Linked DNA regions of Mus musculus: regions 2 and 3 are each linked to region 1. Evidence: chromatin loops called from intact Hi-C (ENCODE). Cell type or tissue: heart. All regions are shown on one strand.

The links. A loop is a pair of places that touch in the nucleus more often than their neighbours do. Peaks named below come from ENCODE experiments on the same cell type or tissue, not always from the same donor. Only the 100,000 strongest peaks of a DNase experiment are listed, where the experiment ranks them.
Region 2: a loop joins it to region 1, with 4 times the contacts of the local background. A loop is called at or near these places in 21 of 42 quality-filtered maps.
Region 3: it touches region 1 in a loop (3-fold over the local background); 9 of 42 quality-filtered maps call a loop at or near these places.

The regions. Positions count from the first base shown.
Region 1 is chr2:33,214,538-33,222,537 of GRCm38, reverse strand. All of the region lies in intron 8 of Ralgps1 (Ral GEF with PH domain and SH3 binding motif 1), which reads left to right. Angptl2 (angiopoietin-like 2) reads right to left here and starts at 6,577. Exons shown (of 5, transcript NM_011923.4): 1 at 6,085-6,577. In heart, a CTCF peak has its summit at 3,139 (motif pointing left); DNase peaks (open chromatin) are centred at 917, 5,437, 6,577, 7,017 and 6 weaker places; H3K4me3 peaks cover 2,457 bases; H3K27ac peaks cover 4,457 bases.
Region 2 is chr2:33,344,981-33,352,980 of GRCm38, reverse strand. The region is part of intron 1 of Ralgps1 (Ral GEF with PH domain and SH3 binding motif 1); the gene reads left to right. Among named protein-coding and RNA genes, the nearest start is that of Ralgps1, 23 kb to the left of the region's middle. In heart, CTCF peaks have their summits at 3,686 (motif pointing right) and 5,147 (motif pointing right); DNase peaks (open chromatin) are centred at 1,860, 3,690, 6,800, 7,320 and 2 weaker places; H3K27ac peaks cover 1,738 bases.
Region 3 is chr2:33,312,505-33,320,504 of GRCm38, reverse strand. All of the region lies in intron 4 of Ralgps1 (Ral GEF with PH domain and SH3 binding motif 1), which reads left to right. Among named protein-coding and RNA genes, the nearest start is that of Ralgps1, 55 kb to the left of the region's middle. In heart, a CTCF peak has its summit at 3,707; DNase peaks (open chromatin) are centred at 3,054, 3,794, 4,602, 5,064 and 1 weaker place; H3K27ac peaks cover 3,217 bases.

The sequences.
Region 1 (8,000 bases):
GAAGACCCAGCATGCCTGCACAGTGGTTTCTAAGCCTGCCGCTGACCAGGATGGGGAAGGAGCCTGCTGCAGAGTAAGTGTCTAAACAGAGCCATCAGGTGGGGGATGTGGCAGCAGGAGTGTGAGCACTGGCCGTCTACTTTGTTGCACATGTGTACCCCTACACTCTGTGTTGTTGGCCTTCACATCTCTGTGCATAGATGGCTCCAGGTACTGGGTGCTCTGTGATTATTATTACTAGCACTTGGGAAACACAGTATTGATGCCTGACCTAGGATGCAGATCACACCTGAACTGAGCAGCAAGGAAAGCCCAGGCTCCAAGGTGTCAGATCGCCTGGAGTAAACATCAGAACCATATTTGATGATCAGTGCCAGCCCCATGCCCTCACTCCAAGGTCACCTCTCCACCACTATGAATAAAGACTCCTGTTTGTTTGTTTGTCTAATGGCCAGGATGCAGTTGCTTCTTACTGTTGAGCAGACTTGACTTTCAAGTCAGTACAAGGGTGAGTCTTGTTGGACGTTAGAAAGAGCTTCTTCATCCTGTGAGTGGAGCGACCCCAGAATGGGCATCGCAGACAAACGGTGGTAGACTCACCTTGGGTAGCTTGGAGAAGGAACTGTGTATCATTTGTCCTCCATGAATCACCCCAAGCCTGGAGGCCAGGGTGGGAGTAACCAGTCTCCAACTGCCACCCTTCTCAACCCAGCATCCTGTGAATCATCCCTCATGAGAGACCATGAGGGCCCCCAGGGAGCTGCAGCCAGCTCCTCCTCACTTCTCAGCTTAGCAATCGTCAGACCTTATATAAGTCCCTCTCCATGCAGCCTTCCTTCCATCACCCGCTGGCTTAGCCTTCCCCTCTACCAGTCGGGCTCCATTCTGGGGTCGGCCCTGTTGCGAGTGACTTGGGCAGAGGCACAGACCAGAGAAGCAGAGAGAGTAGGTTCACGTCCTCCAACTGTGCTTGCAGGAGTGATGGAGATGGGGTGGGGCAAGCCTGAAGTCCCAGGCTCTCGTGCACATGCCACGGGTGAGCCGTTGGCTTCCAGGGAAGGCTGACTGTGTGGAGGCGGACTGTGGTCACACCGTGAGATCATAGGGGATGTGGTTAGGCTGGGGAGCTGGGTGCCCATGCCAGGGGGATGAGGATTCTGCTGTTGCTCTTTCTTGCTGCATTATTAGGGAACCATTTTGAGATTCCCCCAAAGTCCACACACGGAACCCTCTGTGCCAGGAGTCACGGAATGCAGAGCAGAGGCAGGGAGTGTCTGGAGAAGCCATTGAGAGGCCAGCTTCTGAGTTGGCTGCTGCATTTTCTGTGGTGCCTAGTGTGCTCTGGAGCCCTGGATTGGGGGCCAGGGTGGGAGGTGTCTGAGGCTGGCTACACACCACTGCCCCAGGCAGCTTCCTGGAAAACCTGGACATTGCCCGGAGCGTCTCTCCTGAGCCCAGCTGAGTAGCTGACACAGAAGGTCGCCTCAGCCAACAGAGATGCCTCCTTCACATTCATCCCCATTTCAGAGATGAACAAATGGAGCCAAGGGATGAAGACAAGGGCCAGGACCAGGGCTGCCAGATGGTAGGGGTGGGCTTCAAGCTAGCTTTCTTACCCACACGCTCCTAAGTTTCTCCCTGCATCTGGGTGGGTGTGAGACGGAGTCTCGTGTAGTCCAAGTAGACCGGGGACTGGCCAAGGCTGGTATGCCCATGAGACTCCTGACCCTCCTGCTGAGATGTCAGGCCCTGTGTGCCAGTGCCCATTTTAGGGGGTGTTAGGCAATTAAACCCAGGTCATTTGGTGTGCTAGGCCAATACACTACGCTATAATTCACTCCATATGCACTTCCAGGACTAAATAACATTCACATGGCATTAAGTCAGCATTCTTACATGCATCTTACCTTCACATGCTTTCTGCCTGGAGAGCCCTTTCCCACAATTCTATCTGGTATGTATCTGTCTTCCTTTCTAAGGTGACCTCTTAAGGCCACCTCTCTGTGCAGAAGTCTCCTCTCTACGCCAGCTTGCAAGAACAGTTCTGTCCATCCAGCACTCAGAGCTCAGACTGTACTGGCTGGCTGCCCCAGAGTGTGCGCTTCTTAGAGTCGCCTCAGCACGCCCAGCTGCTAGTGCAGCACCTCGGCAACTAGACACCAAGGACTACGTTTGTTCTACTTATTCTCCTGGCTACTAGTAAGAGACAAAGCAGGAAAAAAGAGATGAGGGCTCTGTGCTCCAGGGGCCCTCAGCAGCAGGCATTCCTAACTCAGGTGGCAGTACTCAGGACAACTAAGGGGCCCCATGACCCAACCAGGATGGGGACTAGAAGTGATGGATCTAGGGGGAGGGGAAGTGCCTGAGGTTTGTCTCATTACTCATGGACTCATCCACCCTGCAGGTCTCCTCTGCTGTCCAGGGTGGATGCTGGAGAGTCATTCAGCAGTCCAACCTTCCACAGCAGAGACTGGAGTAGGATCCATCCCTGGAAGGCTTGGGCCTTCGGGAACCTGGGAGTCTTTGGGAGCTGAAGATAAGAGTCCCTTCTGGGCATTTCTGTGGTGGTCTCCATCTGCCTGTGTGAGAACTGAGTGACCAAGGCCAAGTCTCTAGGGCTGCTGGCCTCAAGACAGGCTGGTTTCACCAGGGAGTGGACCTGCACAATGGCTCAATTGTCAGAGGCCTGGCTCCACACCCAGCATCTCAGCATTCCTGTGATCAGAATGTGTCTCATGGCAATGTATACATGGAACCGGATGCTGTAACACCCCCACCCTCCCCCAACTCCCTGCTCCTGTTAGGAGCAGGATACAGCTTGGCCACAGAAACTTCCCCCAAATAAGGATTCTGATGTGTACTATCTACCACCGTAAACTCCAAGCTGCCCGAGCTTAAGTAACCTCTTCGGCGTTTTCTGTAAGTTTACAGGAAAGATTCACTTCTCTATCTAGTTCTTCACAGAGATTTCTACTGTATGGCTGTAGCAGACTGTGAGCTGAGCTGGAGGGGCAGCTTAAAGCTGGGGTTCCTCCTTTGTGGGCCACCGATGGAGAGGCCATGGGAGGTACTGTGTTCCGGAGCCTCAGTTTCCACTTCTGTATCAGCTCCCAGGGCCATCTCTTATGACTCGCGCCATCTGCTGGGTGTTTGTAGAATTGTTTACAGTCTGCCTATCTCATCCTAGTGCTCTTAGGTTCTGCACAGCTGTTCTATGGTGTGCACCTAAGATGAGAACCTTCCAGATAAAGTAGGCTGTGATTCAGTGAGAGGCAGAGGCTGAATATACCTGCCCTTCCCAGAGACTGGCTGTCTGCTGTGTTTGTTTCAGATGCCTGTGCTGCCTCAAGGGCTGTTAGGTGTGGCCCAGGGTAGGTGCTGAACTCCCACACAGCAGCCTCACAGGATTCCCCGGCCAGTGATGGGAATACCTGCCAGCACGCCTATCCTGTCAGGTGGATGAACCCCAGGCTCTGCCCTCCACACGCAGGGTGGGAACAGTGTGGACCGCGCAGCTCCACTCCCCACGCTGCAGATGTGGGTCCCTGCAGAGAAGGCAGCAGGGACGCCAGGGAAGCACACTGTTCTTGGAGGGATTAAGGTCAGCAAAAGCAGACTTGACAGCCAGGGAGGGCCATAGGGCGGCATCAGGACAGAGAGGTCAGGATGCCGTGTGGAGTAGTGGAGTACAATGGAAGGGGGAGTGGGCTTTGGAAACACAGTACTAGGTTCAAAGCCTATGGATCACATAGCTGTTAGCTTGGGCAAGTTAGCTTTCTTTATTCCTTCATCTGAAACAGGAACCCATTTTCTAGGGTAGGAGTAAGGATGGAGTAAGATGGAGTGCCTGCTCACCAAGCCCAGTGGGCAACTGTTGTGGGGTTCTTGCCTGTGAGCCCACAGCCATGCTGGGCATGAGTCGCTAGACTCCTACATGCCGTCCACCTATCTCTTTCCGCTGTGTTCCCCTTGCCCAGTGGTAATCTGTATGTCTTAGCCAGATTCACAGAGTTAGGCAGAACCTTTGCAGAGGCCAGAAAGCCACCAGGTTCACACTGCAGTAGGAAACCTTCAGTGTCACCCACCCCAGAAGCCTGAGTTGGAAGCATGTACTTCACAGCCACTTTCCAAATGCCACCAGGAACTCAGGAAACCTCTGTCCCTGGGCTCAGATACGCTGGTGTTGTGTGGCAGTAGTTACCACGGCCAGGCTTGCTGGAGTCTGTTCTCTGCTTGTCCCTCTGCAACAGGTGCAGCCGGTGGCCCTCTTGCGGGACCAAGGAAGCTCCATTTTCCTATCCCTGTGGCTCTGACAGGGATGCCAGTAGGCAGATCCCAAGGGTGATGCAGGATAGCATCCTGCCTGGGAGAGTGGTGTTAGAAGTTTTGGTCTAGTTGTATGTTTTCTTACAATATACTTCTAGGATGTAGAAATGCTACAGGTGGCTCAAGCCCAGTCCAAGATGCAAAGTATCTTTAATACATTTTAATACTCTTTTATTATTTTATATTTAAATATAAATATATGAATAATATATGTGATAAATAAAATATAAAATAAAGTTATTTTAATACCCTTTAATCCTCATGTTGTGGTGACTGCCCCCCCAACCATAAAGCTATTTCATTGCTACTTCTTAACTGTAATTTTGCTACTGTTATGAATTGTAATGCAAATATCTGATATGTAGGATATCTGATGTGGTTGCAACCCACAGCTTAAGAACCGCTGCTTTAGAGAATGTATCCAGGTCAGGGCAAGAGTTGGGGTACTGGTTCTTCCCTCTGGGCATGCTGATGGTTGGGCTCTAATAACTGGTAACCAGGGCTTTAGAGACTCTGAACACATCTCGTGCGCCACCCCTGGAGAGCAGTGAGTGATGTGTGACTTGAAGAAACCCTGAAGTCACATGCCAGGCTTCCTCATCTGGGAGATGGAGGTAGTTAGATGTGTGTTGTGGGGTTGCTGCAGGTGTCTGCTGGGCTGTTGCTGAGCTGGGCTCTCAGCCCTCTTTTTCACAGATCAGGAAACTGAGGTTTAGAAAAGCTGTGATCTGCCACTTAACAGAGTTCAGACAGGAGCCAGCTCATAATCGCTGCCATACTAGGCCTGTACTTGGAAGAACCCATGTGGAGAGCACTGAGCTAGCTTTGGAACTTGTGTTCTCAGTCTTCCTCAAAGGGATCTTTTTCTGAGTAACAACACTGGCCTCTGGGAACTCTCCTAATCCCACAGCAGAGGCAATAGCTGACCCGTGACACGGATGTCACAGGGAGAGGGGAGGGATCAGCAGAGAATTTCTGTTTGGAAATGTTATCTCATGCTGAAGCGCTTGCTTTCAAGGGACTGACTCTGTATGTGGCGCCTGCTGTGTCCCCTCACTAGGCTGTTCAGAAAGCAGGTCCTCCACAGTCTCTCAGCCACATCCTGCTGGCTGGAGACCTGGGATCCATCTACTGTATCCTTGGGCGCAGAGGGAAAGTCAGGGCAGCACTTTGCCCCAGTCCTACCGACAGAAACTTGTGGGTGACATGTTCTGTCCCGCACAGGACGCCTCTGCTCCTGGCACGCTGGCAGCTCGTGCTGCCTGGCCCAGGGCACTTTCTGAACTGAGGCCCCCACTGCCTCAGGTCCGCATTACATCTGCTTCTGCTGTAGCATAACTCTAGCTGGCTGGGTGTGCAGGAGTCCGGAGCTTGAACACAACTTGCCCAGTCCTACACTGCCCTGCGACTCTCAGCCTGCTGCCCTTTCAAATCCGCACCTACACACATGCACATACCCGGCTACCAGCCTGTGTCCGACAGCCAAACCGGCTCACCCCAGAGGCTCTTTGTCTGAAAGAGGTGAGTGGAGCTCACCGATGAAGTCCTCAACATCCCAGCCCAGTGTGCTTGTGCCTCTACACCACCCTGCCCAAGTATTCACAGTCCTCTGCCTGGTCAGATGCTTGATTCAGCTCTGAGCAAAAGCAAGGTTTGACCCCTGTGGGGTCCAGCTGCACACGGAAGCTGGAGGAGTCAGGGTTGCCCGTCTCAAGCCCCTCTTCCCCTGGCTGCTGCAGTTGAGAGCTGACCCCTTACCTCTTCTCTCCTGCTTGGCCCTGGAGCAGCGCTTCACATGCCTCACGGTGCCATCAGCAGCACAGCCTGGCCGTGGCCTCCAGGAGAGGTCCCGAGTCTCAGGCTGGACTGGCCGCCGAGCAGCCCTGCCTCACTGGCCTCAGCTGGCAGCAGTCTATGCTCTCTGAAGCTCCTAGGGATGAGGCTGGCTCTGGTGTCACCGGGGCTGCTCCCAACCTGCTCTCCCTCACAGTGTGGTCCGCAGCTGCCTTAGTGCATGCTTCTTGCAGGTCCTGGGTCCAACAACACCACTCAGGGCTTGGGGTCCATCCCCAGGCCGACAGCAGCAGCCTCAGTTGAACTCCCAGGTCCTTTGTGGAGCCTTTACGTGCCGCCAGAGGAAACTGTGAGCACAGCCTGACCCTGGTTGGCTGCAGGCACTTCTCTCCGCCCACCAGTGCAAGAGGATCCCCCAGGCCCCAGAAAAGCTCTGGGCCTCCCCTCAGCTCCAGACAGGGGCGGGCCGCCTGGTGATGTCACACTAGCTCCAGCCCCAGCTGGCCCAGCCCCTCCTGCCTGCTTTGGCGGCCTGGGCGGGGCCCCCTCCTTCTTTGGCACAGGAAGGCTGGCCAGCTCTGCTCCTGGCTCACCAGCCTGCTCCACTCCCTGAAGGCTGACGTTGCTGGGGTGCCCTGTGTAGGCAAAGCGCTTCCACTGGACTCGGGTAACGGACTTGAGCAGCTGCGGCTGTGCAAGCAGCTGCTTGGGAGGCCAGGGAGCCCTGCTCACTCTTTCTGTGGATTGCCTTACTAAGTGTTCAGCATCTTCTTTCCAAACCACTTCATCCCTGCAGAAGGCACTGCTAATGTGGCAGTGGGGTAGGACAGTGAAAGTACCATGACTGGGTTGGGAAACTAGAGGAAGACTGTTTGCCACTCCCTGAGCTTCCTTCTCTACAGCATAAGTGAGCCACATTCCAGCAACACTGCCAGGTTCACCAAGGTCACCTGGGAAGGTCCGGTTACAGGATCAAGGACGGTGTGCCAGGTGGGCAGGTGGGCTGGACTTAAATCCAAAGCCCCTGCTATGTGACCCTGCCAGCCTTAGTTCTCAGCTGTGACTTGGGTGAACACGTGGTAGAGTCCCTGGGAGCTGTCAGTTGTGAATGGTCAAGAGAGTGGAGTGAGCGCTAAGACTGGTGGCTCCGAGTAGAGAAGGACAGGGCCTTGGTGCCTAGGCCACATCCTTCAGATGCATCAGGTCTGTTGAGCTGGCAGTAGAAGGCCACTGGCATCCTGCAGGGGTGTAGAGAGGGGGAGACCCCAAGTCCCATGCACAGGCTCACCCACTGCTTGATATTAGTGATGTCTCTTCTTTGAAAAGTGTTAGTGGTGGTGGTAACATTTAGGTACGAACTAAGAGGAAACTTTAGTGGCCCTCTCTTACAGCAAGTCAACATGGGATATTTTCCTGATCTCTAAGGAGACAGACCCACTGTGGCTCCCTCTCCTGAGACTGCCACCTTTTATTCAGGAAACAAATTATTTTTTCTGCTTCTCCTCAGCCTACTTAGCCCCTTCCCTCTTCTGTCAATTTCTTCTGTTCCTAGAAGAAACTACAGACCTTAAGGGACACCATTAGCCAGAGAGCTGATCTGGGCTGGGCAGGAAGTCTTTTTCTACCAGGGAGTGATGAGCACCGCTCTGCTTTCTGCCTAGGACCTGGTCCGGGTCCTGTGGCTGAACACCACTTATTTGGAAGTGAGTCACCATATTCCGCAGCGTGGTCATACAGCACATTGAGAGGCTGTCCCCTTTCACTTATCTTCCTCGCATTTCTAGGATGTGTTTATGAAGATGCTACTATTAGCCAAAGCCCCCGTCCTCTGACAGCAAACAGTTGGGCTGGGAGAAAACTGCTGCGTGCTGAGGGTGAAT
Region 2 (8,000 bases), 130 kb before region 1:
TATTAAAGGCCGTGTCAGGACAGCATTTCCAGGTTCTTGTATTAGCTTCATCTCCTGTCAGCCCTGATCCTGAGGAGTGGAAGGGCAATTGATGTAGCATGTAGGTGTGTTCCCTAAAACATAGCCACCTGTGTGGGGTTGGTTCCCAAGGAGGATGCTGGAAAGCTCTTTTGGTTTACCATGTGGGGCATAAAGGGACGTGGACTCAGCTGTGGATTTCTTAGAAAGCGTATAGCAAGCAAGCAGTGGAGTGGGTTAGCCCAGGTCAGCCTGGCTCTGCATATGGGCTCCTCTCTGCTGTCTGCTGTCTGTCTCACTAGCACTGTTTCTTGAGAGGTGTAGTAGCCACCCACTTGCCTGCAAGCTGGAAGAAGTTTCCCAGCCTTGCCAACCCCAGGGCATTTTGGGCTGATCTATGTCCCTAGTGAGGTCACAGGTTACCAGCTTATCCCACATGGGTAGCCTGTTGTGAACAGGGGAGAAGATACCCTGCACACAGCTATGAGCAAAGCCTTGGCAGAGAGGGTTGCCGCTTTCCCTCATCCATTCTTGGTGTGGTGCCTTATTTGAAAGGCCACTTCTTCCTTTGGCAACCCTCCTGTAAATGTCCCTACTGTGTGTCCATCTCCAGGCTGACACTGCATCTAGACTTCCTACAGCACCCATTAAATAGGTGATGGACCATGTGTCATCTTCATTACTGGATTGGGTCACAGCGTGGCCGCATTCTTGGCCACCCTTCCAAGATATCCAGAAGAGGGTCACTCAGGCATCACCCACAGCCCTATCCTAAGAGCTTTAGTTACCCACAGCTGCCTTCTGAGCAAACTCTGCATGTTCTCACATCTGACTGAGTCCTATAGGGCAGTGGGTAGAGTTTGTTTCAGACACAGGGGCAGTGGAGTGCCTAGAAATGGGAGGGGCCATGTGGGAACAGTATGATCTAACCATTATCTCATATCCTCTTTCTTTTTTAAAACTTTTTATTGGTTCTTTGTAAATTTCACATCATGTACTGTAATCCCACTCATCTCCCTGTCCCCTGGGACCTGCCTTCCTCCTTTGTAATCTCTCCAAAAGAAAAATATCTTGTTGTGAAAGCTATAGTATATCCCACAGTATACCCTTTTATCCATACTTCTTTGCTTGCAAATGTTCGTTGCAGTGAATGTTTGATCTGGTTTGAAGCCTCTGGCTTCTGCTATACTATCAATCCTGGAACCTCAGTGGGTCTCCTTTTGACTATCCTGTTGTTGCCCTGTGTCACAGAGCTCCTGGAGCTTTGTATCTATAGGACTGGCTTCTTCGCATGTTCCAGTGGTTCATTGGTAGGGTACATGTGGGATCGGCCAACTCAAAGCCCTGGATCTGGACCTGAGTGGTATCTGAGCTGGTCAGCCTGCCAACTCCCCTGCACCCACACCACCAGGGCAAGCTCTTTAGCCCTGTCCTGAGTAGATCATCCAGTATTGCAGTGATCAAGGGGTAGATACAGCTCTCCTGTCTCATGCTATCAGGGTTTGGCTCACCCATGCCTTCACAGCTGGCTCTACTGTGCTGCCCAGGCAAGGTGCAGGGCCTGCTTTCCTGAGTGCTACAGCAAGTGAGGGTCAGGGCCAGCTCTTCTGCTCTGATGACCTAGAGGCCAGCTCACCTACCTGCAGTAGGGGGCAATGGAGGGCATCTCTCTCTTATCCATGCCACGGGAGATGAACGGCAGATCCAGCTTTCCCATACTCATACCCTCGAGACCAGGTCACCCGTGACTCCTGAAACCAGGGAAGCTCCACTGTGCTTCCTGGGATGATGTGTGGGGGTGGGGATTGCTCTCCTGAGTACTATAGCTGACTAGGGGCAGGGTCAGCTTTCCTGTTCTCACGCCCTTAGGGCTAGTAGCTTTCCCATGGTGTCCAGGCAAGGGGTGGGGCCAGTTCTGCACAGCTCTCAGCCACCAACATGGTCTTGGGAGGCAGCTCCGACCAGGGATGTCTGTCTAGTCTTTGGTGGTAACAGACCCTTGCTGCTGCAGGGACACAGACTCAGACATGGCCCTCAGTGGCAGCACAGGCCAGGACCTCAGCATAGTCTTAGGTGGCATCCCTGGCTATTCATGTCAGGCTGTCCCTCACTACCCTTGAGTCTGCCTCTCTTCATTGTACACATATCTTTTGCTTCTCTTCCATTTCTCCACCATCTCCTGGCTCCTTAGTGGCATCTTTGGTCTGGGGTCATTTTAGGAGTGGTCTCAGAAATGCTATGCCCTGGCCACACAGTGTGGCACCAGGCACCAGGCAGGGGATGTTTTGGGTGTGATCTGCCTGCCCAGGCCTACATGGTGTCTGATTGGTGGTCATCTCGGGCTTGCTTTTTGTTCGGAGCCTGTGGTGCCAGAATGGTAGTTTTATGTTTTGCCCCCCTCACCCTCAGGCCACACGGCCTAGGTGGGATCAGCTCATCTCAGGCTCACTTCCACCAGCCTTTATAAATACAATCTCAGAAGAAGAAATGACAGAACGGTGCAGTTACTTATCTAGAATGTTCCTTAATTTAAAATTTTCTTAATAAAAAATAGATTTCCTGTTTTAATTGAGAAGATAATGCACAGCCAAACCCAATAGACTGCCTAAACAAGTCTCTGCACGGGGTATGAAACCAGCTGTTAGCCATGGCTGCTACCCCATTTCTTTCATTCTTTTTGTGATAGTACTAACTTGTAGTTTCAGCCACTGTTGCATAGGGGATTCCTATTCCATGTGCCAAACTCAGGCTCAAAGAATACAGCTCCCAACCCCAGCAGATACAACTGAGCCTTTTATCCCACTCTCTGTGACAGAGCGACGTTGCCCCGATGCTTGCCTTGCCTGTGTTGAAGATCCTAGAAATGCAGCTCCCGTTTCCTCGCCTTGTCCCTCCTTTCATGTCCTAACCCCTTCCTGGGGTGTGTTCCAGCCTTTTCCATCAGCTTGCCATCATCCCTACACAGTAGGTCTCTGGTGTTTTAAGAAACTTGTAAGCATTTAACACACAGCTTCCAACACAGAGCTGCACTAGGCCCCATTGGTAGACTGAGCTGCATGCCCCACCTAGCTCCTCTGCTTCTGCCATTGTGTCAGGTACCCAGTGCTTCTGGTGGCCCTCTCCTGTGCCAAAATGGCTTTCTTCCATAGGGACAGTTGGGCATGGGTTGGCTGTGTGTGGCTCCTCCTTGCAGCCTGAAGATTTAACACCCAGACAAGCATAAAACCCTCTTCTGTTGATCTCTGTTTCCCTTCTAGAGGCCCTAGCAGCTACATGCCACTCCAGGTTCTGGCCTCACGCTGGGCACCCCCACATTCTGAGGAACCTGTGTCCCGAGGCCTGGCATTCCTGTATGAGTCTCCCAGACTCCCTGCTAATGGCCTGGGCTCTGGCTCTGTACTGCCAGCCCTCTCTCTCCACCTCAGTCCAGTGGTGAACTGCCAACTGTTGTCAGTTACAATGAGTTAATTTATAAAAATAAGTGAGTCATTAGACACATATGATTTAAAATTCAAGCCAGCTAAACAAATTCCACCCTGACTCTGACATCCTAGTCCCTCATTGTCACCGCTCAGAGGGCAGACATAGCTTCATACTATTGTACACCTTGGTGAATCTGACTTGGCACTGTTGGAATACCAGTATTTATTTAAACAACTGGCCACCAGGTGGCACCAAATTGCCACACAGAGCTCCAGCCTCCCTACCCAGAGGCTGTCTTTAATCCAGTGAGCTGCCTTTCAAGTGTGCAACTACTTTTACCCCTAGGTGCTGTGTTGCTCCAAGTGTTTTCCATACCTACTATAAATAGACAGCATTGAAGTATACAAAACGGTAGACATTTAAGTGCACCTGGAGTTTCTTTGGGAGGCAGGGCTGTTAGTTTGTGTAGCAGGTTTTCTGTATGTCTTCATCATGTGTGTGCATGTGTTGTTAGCAGCCTCAAGCATGTGTTTGTGTAAGCACTTTCTTAGTGAGATGTGCCAACTGGAAGCCAGTTCTCCCTGCCCTGCTCATGGGCCTCTCTAGTTCTCCTCTTTATCTAGTATCACTTGCTGACAAGCCGTGTATTTACTGAATGCCTTATTTGCTGTTTACTGAGGGGTTTCCGGCTTCTTGCTTGCTGCTTTGTCCCTGGAATCCAGGATAGTACCTGGTACAAATAGGACTTTGGGCAAACATTTGTTGGCTGGATGAGTGTGCTGATGTGAGCAGGCGCCTGAGCTGTGGGCATCTTTCATTGTCTGTAAGTCCTGATGTCTTGATTGTCTGATGCAGTGTAATGGGGCACAGAAGCGCATGTGTGGGTTGGAGTCTGTGGCTTCCTGGTGCAGGCCTGGTGGCCTGTCCTGATGGTCCCTGCCATGCTGAGTGCAGCCATGGCCTCGTGCTGTGCTTTCAGCTCTTGTGGGTCTTCATGTTTCCAGGCTTGAAGGTGCCGTGTCTGCCAGGAGTCCAGCCAGGGGACTTTCCACATCAGAGATGCTCAGTCATCACCTGCCACGTGATCCCACAAACCTTTTCCTGGCATTACTGGCTGCCTTTGGTCTTTCCATGTTCCCTTTCTATCCTGAAGTTAAGCTTGTTAACATTTAAATCTGCCAGGTGGGCCATGGATGGGTGACTCAGTAGCCAAAGATCTGCCTAGTATGTGGCAGAACCCAGGTTCCATCCCCAACACTACAGGAAGCTAGTCAGAGCACGCACACACCCATGCTGGCCGCTGGTTTCCTTGGCTTCCTGACATTATTGTGACCCTGAGGGAGAGCTGCTTTCTTCTAAGACTAAAAACACAAATCTGTTTTTCCTCAAATGTTTTAATTTGGGGGGGGGTCTGTTTAACTATTCCCTTTTGCTGAGCATTTATTCTTTTTGTTTGTTTGTTTTTGCTTTTTTGTTGTTGGTTTTTGAGAGAGGGTTTCTCAGGCGGTTCTAGAACTCACCCTGTAGACCAGGCTGGCCTTGAACTCAGAGAGATCCAGCTCTGCCTCTCAGATGCTTGTATAGAGGGGAGAATTGATGAATTTATGTTATTGTCTCAAAGGGAGTTAAAGCTTAAAAGGAAGATTTAAACGTATTTTTATTTTATGTGTACTGGTGTTTTGCCTGCATGAATGTGTGTACTGAGTGCATGCACTACTTGTGGAGGCCAGAAGAGGGCGACAGATCCTTCGGGACTGGAGTTGCAGATGGTTGGGGGCCACCACATGGGTGCTGGCAGGTGTGTGTGTGTGTGTGTGTGTGTGTGTGTGTGTGTGTGTGTGTGTGTGATGGGTCCACTGCAAGAGCAGTGAGTACTTTTAACCAAGGGGCCATCTTCAGCCCCTAGAACTCTTTAACAAAAACATTAAGTTTATTGATTCTGTGTGTGTTTGAGTGTGTATGTGTGTGGAGGTCAGAAGACAGTTTACAGAGGTCTTTACCATGTGGGTCCCAGGGACCAAACTCAGGTTGTCAGGCTTTGGTGGCGTGAGCCTTTGCCCCTGAGCCAAGCCCTTAAAACCTTTTAATGAGAGTTTATTGTTTTCTTCAGGTGACTTCTGCACATTTCTTTAAACTCCTTGCCCAGGTCTGCTCTGGTTTGAGCTGTTGTGTTTATTGCTGGATGCCGTTAGTGGAAAGGAACCGACTTTGAGGCTGGATGCCTGGCACCCAGAGTTCCTTCCCTCAAGCTAGTCCTGTTTGCTCATTCATGTCTTCCTTCCCCGGGTTTCAGGGCTGAAACCATTTCATTCATATTTTAAGTTTGTTTGTTTCTCCAGCAAAGTTTGGAGAGGAGAAAGCAAATATGGGGGTGCACTTCATGCAGTGGAGAGCAAACTCAGTTTATGGAGTGCTGTGAAAATGTCCCCTGTCCTCACACACTTGTGGACATTCACACCCCTCTCATCCCAACAGGGCCCTATAGCGTGTGGGATGGGGCTGCAAGAGCTTGGCGAGCTGGTTGAGCCCCTGCTTTAGCCTCTGTTCACAGGTGACAGACCCTGTGTGCCTCTGTCTGCCAGCTGCCCACTCGCCTCATCCTCTTGGCACAGTTCCTCTCCTCTTGGGGGCTGCCCAGCTACTTGTTACGAAGTTGGGGCCAAGGACAGTGCTTGTGGTGTTTGTTAATGAACGTGTGATTGCAGATCCACCACCTACCCCTACCCTCCTGGTTTCAAGAAGAGGAACTTGGTCTCAGGACTTGGAGGAGTGACTGAAGAGAACAAGAGCCTCATTGTGAACCAGGCCAGCACCAGGCATCCCAGCTCAGGGCTCTCTGGCTTTGTGTGTAGGATCGTGTACCCCTTTACTGTACACCTTGTCGTTTCTGAATCTTCATTGGCAAGGGTCACCGTGTGGAAGCAGGGACACAGTGGGGGACTGTTCAGGGGTCTTGGGTGGCTTGGGTTTTGGGAGGAGACTTGGCTACAGAGAAGCACAGAAGCATCTCTGCACCTGCCGGGCAGAGACTGTGACCCCTCTCCTTGAAGTAACATTGCTTGCTTAGTCCCAAGGCAGATGTTCTTTGAATCATTAAAATCAAGCATGTGATTGAGTGGAGAGGGGCCCAGAATACTAGACTCCTGATCTAGACACCCCACATCCTTAACAACGCAGAAGGGAATCTTCTTCCCAGACTTCTGAGCCATCTTCACAAAGATGGGTGTCTCACATCTCCTCACTTGCCTTTCCCAGAGCGCTCTCTAAAGCCCATTGGCCACAGCAGGTCTGACTCACTGTGGCCCTGCTGCAGGAGGGCCCATGCTTGTGACTTCTAAAATAGAGAGTACTGGAGGAGGGGCAGAAGCAGAGCAGGCTCAGGCTCCTCCCCATTGGTCTTCCACACAGCTTCTGTGCATGAGCCAGCAAAGAGTGGTGCTCCCAGTGCAGTGACCGTGACAGCACATCCCAGTTCACCCCTGGATGCGGCTCTTTCTCCCAACCTGTTTGGGATCCATTTTCATTCGTGCTTGCAACATTTGGAAGAAATCACACTCCTGTAATTGGGCAGGCTTGGTTGTATGCATTTTCTTTGAGACAGCCTCTACTGTCTTAGGAAAAAGTGATCATTCTGCTTTGCCCTTAGGGCCTGCTCATTGGCCTGCTCATCTCAGGCCGTCCTGTGCTTTCCTGAGCTGACAGTCTTGAGGAGCGCTTTGCCTGGGAAGAACCCAGGGCTGCATCTGGGCTTTTCCTTTCCCTCTCTGGGACTCCCCCCACCCCCAAAGAGCAGAGAAAGACGCGGGGTTGTTCTGTGGTTCTGATAACAGCTGCCACGCTCTTAAGGAATTACATCATGAGAACTGCTTTTACTCTTGCATTGTTTGGGTTTCCAGGAGGGTTGGCAGCAAGAGTGTGTTTGCCTGTGTATGCAGGAGACAGGGTGGGGAGGGCTGAGAGGTAGAGAGGTCGAGGGAGGGTGGGAAGAATGGGTTTTTGTGTGTACAGGCTGCTGTGCCCAGCCTAAGCAGCTGATACCACCTTCCCTATGGATACAGAGTTCAGATGTGAAAAGATGTGTCTGCACATAATAGTTGAATCCATCTCCCTCAGTCACTGTATTTACATCTGCAGAGTGGCGTCTTAGTATTGCTGTTGATGTGAAGAAGCATCAAGCCCATGGCAACTCTTAGAAGGAAAACATTTATTTGGGGCTGGCTTATAGTCCAGAGGTTTGGTCCATTATTGTCACGATGGGAAGCATGGTATCTGAAACCTCAAAGTCCACTGCCAGGGACACACCTCCTCCTAATAGTGCCACTCCCTATGAGCTAGGGGCCATCTTCATTCAGACTACCACAGAGGAGGTTTACAGAATGCATGCAAGTCCTGTCTCCAGAGTCCGGGACAAAGCCTCTGTGGCAGAGGCACTGAGGGCCAAGCTGTATTTGCTGTCCTTGGGTCTAGGGCTGGAATCCTGCACAGAGCAAGGGTTGGTGAACCCTTCACTTGTGATCGGACGAGGGGAGAGCAGAGGCAGGCACTGATGCTGTGGCCAC
Region 3 (8,000 bases), 98 kb before region 1:
GCGTTGTTCTAACTCGTGCCTGTGCACTCACATATGTATGTGCATGCACACTGGGTGGAGGTGGGCTGGGTGCTTTAAAATAGCAAGGCCATTATTGTCACTACCTGGCCGACTGCAGGTTCAAGTTTCCCACTTTGTGGTTCTGTTTGCAGTGTTCCCTTTCTTCTGGTTGTCTCTCCCTCCTTCCTCTCACACCTCTTGATGGGTTGGGCCTTCCATCTTTTCTTTGCCTCTAAGGTTTTCAGAAGAAGGTGGTCACAGGCAGCTGGTTTTTGGAGGTCTGTACTCCAAGAGGCCCTGGTGTAATCTCAGTACCTGGAGTAGCAGCTGCTCAGGGGATCTGTCCTGAGTGGAGAAGGGCCAATACCCAGTGAGGGCAAGCATCTTGGCACAGTGTTTTCTGACTGACTCAGGACAGGACAGCTCAGGAGCAGTGTCTACTGGGTGCGCAGTGGTCACTTTTCCCAAAGAAAAAAAGAGGGGTTTTGCCTGGTGGGCTCAGCCTTTTGGAGATTTGAATTCAGTGGCTCCCACAGCTGGGGCTGGAATGTAGCACTAGGACTTGTGCTCTTCTCTGTGGGGTAACCACAGCGCCTCATCCCAGGACTCAGGAGGACTGGCAGAGTATAAGGAATGTGGAGGTCACAAGCATGGGACACGATTGTGCTGATCCCTGCTAAATAAGTGACCAGTTTTATAAAGAGCTGGCAACTTAACGTACATGTAATTCTGTGGCATTCTGCTTATAGCTAGGCTGCTGTTGGACCTGGATAACTGGGTGACAGCTCTGGTTAGACTCCTGCCTGCCAGGGCTCGGGTGACGCTACCTCATGAAGGGCTTTGTTTGAGGGTCCTGGTGGCTGCATCCTGCTTGACCTGGCATGTTTTGGCATAGCATTTTGTGTCCACAGTATTCCCTACCAAGTCTGTCATACTCACAGAACGGAGGCTCCTACAGCTCCTCAGAGGCACCAGACCCCAGCATGGTGGATCTCTGTTCTCAAACTGAGCTGGAAATGGACATGGCCTTGGCTGTACTTAGCCCATGACCCTATCAGAGTTGAGCTACTGCTTAATAACTATATATAACATCTGTCAGAGCTGGGATGGGTGTGGCTGCTCTCATCCCAGCTAAGATGCTGGACTCCTTACTCATTATCTTATAGTTTCCTTGTGCATGGGAGATGTGATTTTGTTTTGTTTTGTTTTGAACTCACAGCAGCTACCCAGTGTCAGTCATTTGTGGTTATTGCTGCTGCTCAGTCTGAGCTGGCTCTGTGTGTTGTGGATGGGAGGTCTTCACTGCAGGATTATTCAGCAAAACCTAGTCAGGAGCAACACCCTGGAGGGTACAGCAGAGTGGCTATGCATCTATGCCGAGCCCTTGGGACTGGTGTCCAGATGCCAGCCAGCCTAGGAGGAACTTGTAACAGGAGGAGCCTTGAACATAGAGGAGTGGGAAAGGGACTGTATCTCATTGGTGAGGCAGGGATGAAAGGAGAGTTTGTGTTAGTTCCCACCGCTGTGACCGTCTGACTAACATAAGTCTGGGAGGAAGAGCTTATTTTGGTTCACGGTTTACCAGTGGCAGCCAGGCATGGCAGCATGGGGCGTGAGGCAGCTGGCCTCGTGGTGCCTACAGTCAGGAAAAGAGTGGTGAGCAGTCAGGCTCTGCTCTCTTTCTCCTTCTCGTTCAGTGCTGGATCCCAGCCATGGGCTGCTACTGCTGGCCATGTTTAGGGACAACTTCAGTTAACAACTTTAAAAGTGCCCTCAGAGACTTGCCCAGAGGGTTGTCATCTGATGACTCGAGACCCTGTTGAGTTGAGGATATTAACCATCGTGACCTGAAAAAGGAGTTTCACGTGGAGTGAAGACAGATGGTGTGTTGGCGGCTTTCAGTGCTGCTCTGCCTGGTATTCTGGGGATTTCTTTCCACCCTCTGCTCTTCCAGGGCATCATTAAAGGATGCTGGCTATAGACAAGAGTTTCCCAGAAGTCTGTTGTTCTGTCACCAGCTGAAGTTGGGACAGACCCAAGTGGCTGAGTGTCCAGCAAATTCAGCAAGATGCAAAGCTTCTCCGGGTGCCCTTGGTCTTCACAGTTTCTGGCCACCTCTCCCCATGGTGCCCCTTCCCCACAGTCAGATCTCCCAGTAGTTAGACCCACCTTTACTCAGTCATACATCAGTCCACTGTGCCAAGACACCACCACTTGAGAGACAAGGATGGCAGGAACTCCAGCATGAGACAGACATGCAAATAAAAGCGGACAAGAAGTACAAGGTCACAGGGCACCGGAGGGTTGGGGAAAACATGCAGTGAGCATGGTATGGGTGGGTGAATGAGAGAGCCAAGAAGGCCAGCAGCCCAGACCACTGCAGAAGCAGAATGTCACAGCTCCCATGTGTCTGAGCGCTAGCTGCACAAGTTGGTTATCACAGAAAGTGTGTTCAGGCTCTACAAGATCAGGGCTACAGCTTCAGGGACAAGGACTGATAGTGAGGACCACAGTAAAGGAATGGCAAGAAAAGAGCCTCGAAGCCTAGGTCTAGAGACTCAGTAGCACACACAGAGCCAAACACAGGGCCTCTGGGTATCTTCAGGGAGCAAGAGCCTATGAAAGGGGCTGGACTGGGCAGGTAGATTCTCTGGCTCTGAGTTGGGCATTGTTAGGCATGTTAGGGCAGGGAGCCTTAGGTGGACTCAGCTCCAGAGTTTGAGCTTAGCGCTGAAGGATATTTATTTATTTATTTATTTATTTATTTATTTATTTTTGAGGCAGGGTTTCTCTGTATAGCCCTGGCTGTCCTGAAACTCACTCTGTAGACCAGGCTGGCCTCGAACTCAGAAATCCGCCTGCCTCTGCCTCCCTTGTGCTGGGATTAAAGGTGTGCGCCACCACGCCCGATAAGGATTTTTAAAAGGAGAAAGCTTCCCCCACCCTGCCCCTTTTAGCTGTCTACTCCGAGGTAGACCTCTCTGGAGTGGTGAGGGTGGTCAGAGGATTCTGCAGGACTATAGATCTGGAGAGTGGTGGTGAGAATGGCAAGTCTGGTGAGGGCTGCTTCCAGCTGCTGTGAGTGCAGGGCAAGCAGAGAAGAGGACCAGGGCCTGAGGTAGTGGAACGGATCCTAGAGTAGGATGATCCTAGCACAGCTCGGGACTTTGCCTGTGGGGGGGTGAGGTTAAAAGGATCAGAGGTCCAGGCAGCATGGAGACTGAGAAGGTAGACGTGGGGATGGAGGAGCACTGCGTGTGGGTGATGGCTGTGCTGTGGGGCAGGGGCTGAGGTGGGGTTGAAGACAAAGGCCCTTAGATGAGGGTCTGAGGGCAAGAAGGGGAAAGTGAAGTTGTACCAAAAGGCAAGAGAGCAGGCAGCACTGTGGACGAACCCACAACCAGGGGAAAAAAGTGAGTTTGGCCTGTAACCTAGGAAGGTGAGACCCAGAGTGGACAGCCACCTTCCCTGGGTGCCAGGCATTAGGTCTGAAGAGATGCTCAGCATCTTCCTGCCTCACTGTCTGCAGCCTTAGAGAGGACTGCCTCTGGACAGGGAAGAGGTGGGGCATTGAGAACAAATGTTTGAGGCAGAGGGCCATTGTGTAAGGAATTATTTCAGCCTCCCTTCATGTGGAGCTGGAGACTTGACTGCCATCTGTGGGACACTTGCTGCTATGTACATAGGCTGGACTGCAGGAGCCCAGGGCTCAGTGCAGGCCCACAGTTCCCCAGCAGGGGTGCACTGGGGCTCGGGGAGACACTGCTGTATGGGTCGGGAGCTGACCCTCTGGCCTATTGTCTGGCTGTGCTGCCTCCTCTGAAGACATGGACATTCCAGAGAGCCGAGATCAATGTTGGATGGGGGACAAACCCTGCGTGTCCTCGATTCCCTTTGGCTCTGGGAGAGGGGGGAGAGCTGCCAGCAGGCAGTCGCCTGTGGTGAGGAGCGAGGTTTCACTGACATCATTGAAAGCCCTCTCTTGGGTCAAGTTCTGGGCAGTGTGCACAGAAAAAAGCAAAGCCGCGGTCACTTCTTTCATGGATGGCAAAGCCCTCGGCAGCCCTGGCTCCTATTTTTCCTTTGGAGCCAGAGACCTGTTTCTCTGACCATCTTCCTGACTTGCCTAGAGCCTTCCCTCCTCTTTTCTACTCAGGAGGCAGTCCATACTCCTTCAGCATCCCATGGGGTCTGTAATAGCTAGCCTACCTTGCTAGTTCTCCTTCATGTCCCCTCCCATTTTACTTCCTGCAGGCTGCCCCCTCCACCTGGAGTGTCCAGATGCCTCAGAAGATGGGGTGCAGTTGTGCAGCTAGAGCTTCAGGGTTCTGTGACTTCCTTTAACCCACTCCTGTAGACACCTTTGCCTCTAGTAGTCATTTGACTAGTCTGCTGGTTAAAGCCTCCTTCCTAGATTATAACCGCAGGACTCTTCCCCCATCTCCTGGGACCTACTGCGGTGCCCAGTGTTGTTTGCTGACTGTATTTAGGGGGAGACTGTTGTGATGAGTCCCTTCCTACCTGCTGTCTGTGCAGTGCTGCTTCCCTCTGTTCAAACTAAAGAATGAGGTATCAGCACCATGCACTTGTCATCCAGTGAGAAGAGGGGGGCTCCTAGCACAGGGCTCATCAGAGTGGATGCCAGCAAGCGCTGAAGGCCTCCCTCTGCTGCTGCTGCTCTTCATTTACAGCTGTCATTTGTTCTTTGGTCTCTAGTTTTTTTCCTGTCTAGTGACTCTTGTCACACTGAAAACACAGTAGAAAAGGGTCCTCTTCAGCTGAGGCATGGTGGACACAGGAGTCAGGTCTGGCTGTAGACCTGGCCAGCAGCACATCAGAATTAATGCACTTTGGAACTTTGAGACTCATTTTTTCTCTTTTCTTGAGCATGGATATGACATGAGTACTGGTGAGAAACCAAATTTCCTTTTAAGTGAATTAATAACCTGACACTAAACAGAGGCCTTGCTCACAACACAGAACAGAGCCTCACAGAGCAGCTGTTTTCACCCACAGGCTGTCTGGGCTCTGGCTTTAGGAGCAACAGCTTGATCTCAGGCAGGGTAATGGGGGAGGGAGTGGCAAGCCCTGCTGGTGAGATCTGTGAGGAATCTGGCTCTGCTGTTCTCTAGCTGGGAGGCCTAACTAAGGCCAGTGCCTTTTCCTCTTGCTGTCTTCCTTTCCTTATCTGTAAAATAGCTGGGAGGGGCCTTCAAGGTGGCTCAGAGAGTAAAGGCTTTTGCTGTGCCAGGAGCCCGGTGACCCGAGTTTGAGTCCCAGAACACATAAAGGTGGATGAAGACTCCAACTCCACAGAGCTGTCCTCTGTGATCTTCATGAGTATGCTGTGGTCCATGTTCCCCCTCACCCTCTCCCCCCAGAGAGAGAGAGAGAGAGAGAGAGAGAGAGAGAGATCAGGAGAGGAGAGGTGGTGGACTGTGTCTCATAGTATGGGTACAGGTGATTGTGTAGGCAGAGGACCTACAACTCATTTCTTCATCTGAGAGAGGAGACAAGTGCTGCAGTAAATCTCCTCCCAAATATGCCCCGGCAATGAAAACACAACACAGTTAATATGAATACATGCTGTGTGCCTAGATTGGGCAGATCTACCACTACACTACCATCTTCCACAGCTTATGAGACCCCTTAGAACTTTCGGTTTCTCCAGGTCGTGTGCTTCTGCTCCGCTTTTCTTCCTCCTCCTCTGCATCCTCTCCCTCTTCCATTTTCTTCTTCTTCTCTTTCCCACCTTCTGCTCCACCTCCCCTTTATCTGCCCAATCTTCAGCTCTCCTTTATATTACAAATTAAGGTGGGCAGCAGGTTTATAGGAAATCACCTGAGTGCTGACTCATTCCTTGTTCACAACCACTCACAGGAGAACGGAATTAACATCAAATATGATTGGCCCCTGGGCTATCCACAACAGACAAGAATAGAATGAGACAATCCCCAGCACCACTGTCGGATGAGAGGTGTATCCCAAAGCATGCCTGTCAGTATGATCAAGTACTTAAGCACCCAGAGGAGAAAAAGGCTGTTACAAGCCACCTGGCCCCTTTGAGTCTGCATTTTTCTGCTTGCAGAATGGGATGCTGACATGGTGAATAATTCAAAAGACTGGACCTGAGACTGAATGATGTAATTTTTCAGTTTCATTGAGGCACAGTCGGTAAATAACAAACTAAGCTCGGCAAAGGCAATGAGTTGCGTTTTGATGACAGTGTATGCATGGGAAACACCCCTTGTCAGTGACCCTCACTCTAGCCCCCTTCCCCTCTCCGTTCCCTGACTTTTATCCTTAACATTCTGCTGTTTTGAATTTTTGACTATTCTAGTTTTTTTTTTTTTTTTTTTTTTTTTTTAAAAGGAATGTATTTAATTGAGTTTATGATTTCAGAGTAGTGGCAAACATTGTGGTGGAGCAAAGGCATGATGACAAAAACCACTGAGAGTTCAAGCAGGAAGCAGAGAGAGAGAGAGAGAGGGAGGGAGGGAGGGAGGGAGGGAGGAATAGGGAGAGAGGTAAGGAGAGAGAGAGAGGGAGAGAGGAATAGGGAGACTATTCTAGTTTTTTGCATTTCTATGTGAATTTCAGAAATATTTGTTTATGTTTTGCAGCAAACGCCTGCTAGGATTTTAACTATATTTGCTTTGAGTCCATAGATGGATCTGGAAAGAATCAAATCTTAATGATGTTGAGTCACTTGGACCATGAACATTTATGTTCTAGTTTCATCTCTTTTCCTGGAACAAATACCATGATAAAAAAGGAACTCAGGAGGAAAGGGTTTTCTTCAGCTCACAAGTCACCAACCATTCTTAAAGGAAGTCTAGGCAGGAACTTGGAGCAGAAACCATTGGTGAATGTAGCTTGCTGGCTTGCTCAAGGTTCATGCTTAGCTAGCTTTTTTTAATACAGTTCAGGACCAACTGCGTAGGGATGGTGCCGCCCATAGTGTCTTGGACTTGATTACATTGGTTAGTAATTGAGACACTTCCCTGCAAGAACACTATGATTACCAAAATAAATGATGGAAGATGTAAGCACATGGAGACACGTGGTGCCTTGGTTAGCTTTAATTGTCAGTTTCTCAGAGTCTAGAGTCCCATGATAGGAAGACTCCATTTGAGAAATTGCCTAGATCAGACTGACTTTTAAAAAAATATTAAGGGGGGGTGGGTATGGGGGACCTTTGGGATAGCATTGAAAATGTAAATGAGGAAAATACCTAATAAAAAAAATTAAAAAAAAAAGTTAAACCATGCTGGGCAGTAGTGGCGCACACCTTTAATCACAGCACTTGGGAGGCAGAGGCAGGCGGATTTCTGAGTTCAAGTCCACCAGTCTGGTCTACCGAGTGAGTTCCGGGACAACCAGGGCTATACAGAGTAACCCTGTCTCGAAAAACCCCAAAAAAAAAAAAAAAAAAAAAAAAAAAAAAATTAAACTAACCTTTTGTTTCTTGGTAAGTCCTGCTTGAGCATGGTATAGAATTCTTTTGGTAGATTATTAGATTTATTTCATTAAGTCTTTTTTTTTTAAGAATTTTTGTATCTATTCATGATAAGGTGTTTTGGTATTTTTATATCTATAAAATATATATAGTTTTGGTAACTCTAATATTTAATTTTTTATTTTAATTATTGGTGTGTGTGTGTGTGTGATATGTGTGTGAGGATACACTCATGCTATGGAATGCATTTGGAAGTCAGAAGGCAACTTTTGGGTGTCAGTTCTCTCGTTGTACTGTGGGTTCCAGGATTTGAACTCAGGTCATCAGGCCTGTGCAGCAAGTGCTTTAATCCATGGAGCTACCTCACTGTGTCAGTATAATGTTGGTCTCCTTCGTAGCAGAAGCTGGGATGAAAGAACTTATAGAAAACTATTGTGACTTCTTGCTTAAATGTTTTACAGATTTCACTCCAGAACCACTTGGGCATAAGTATTTCATTAACTTTTCCTTTAAATAAAGATTTATATTTCTGTATATGACA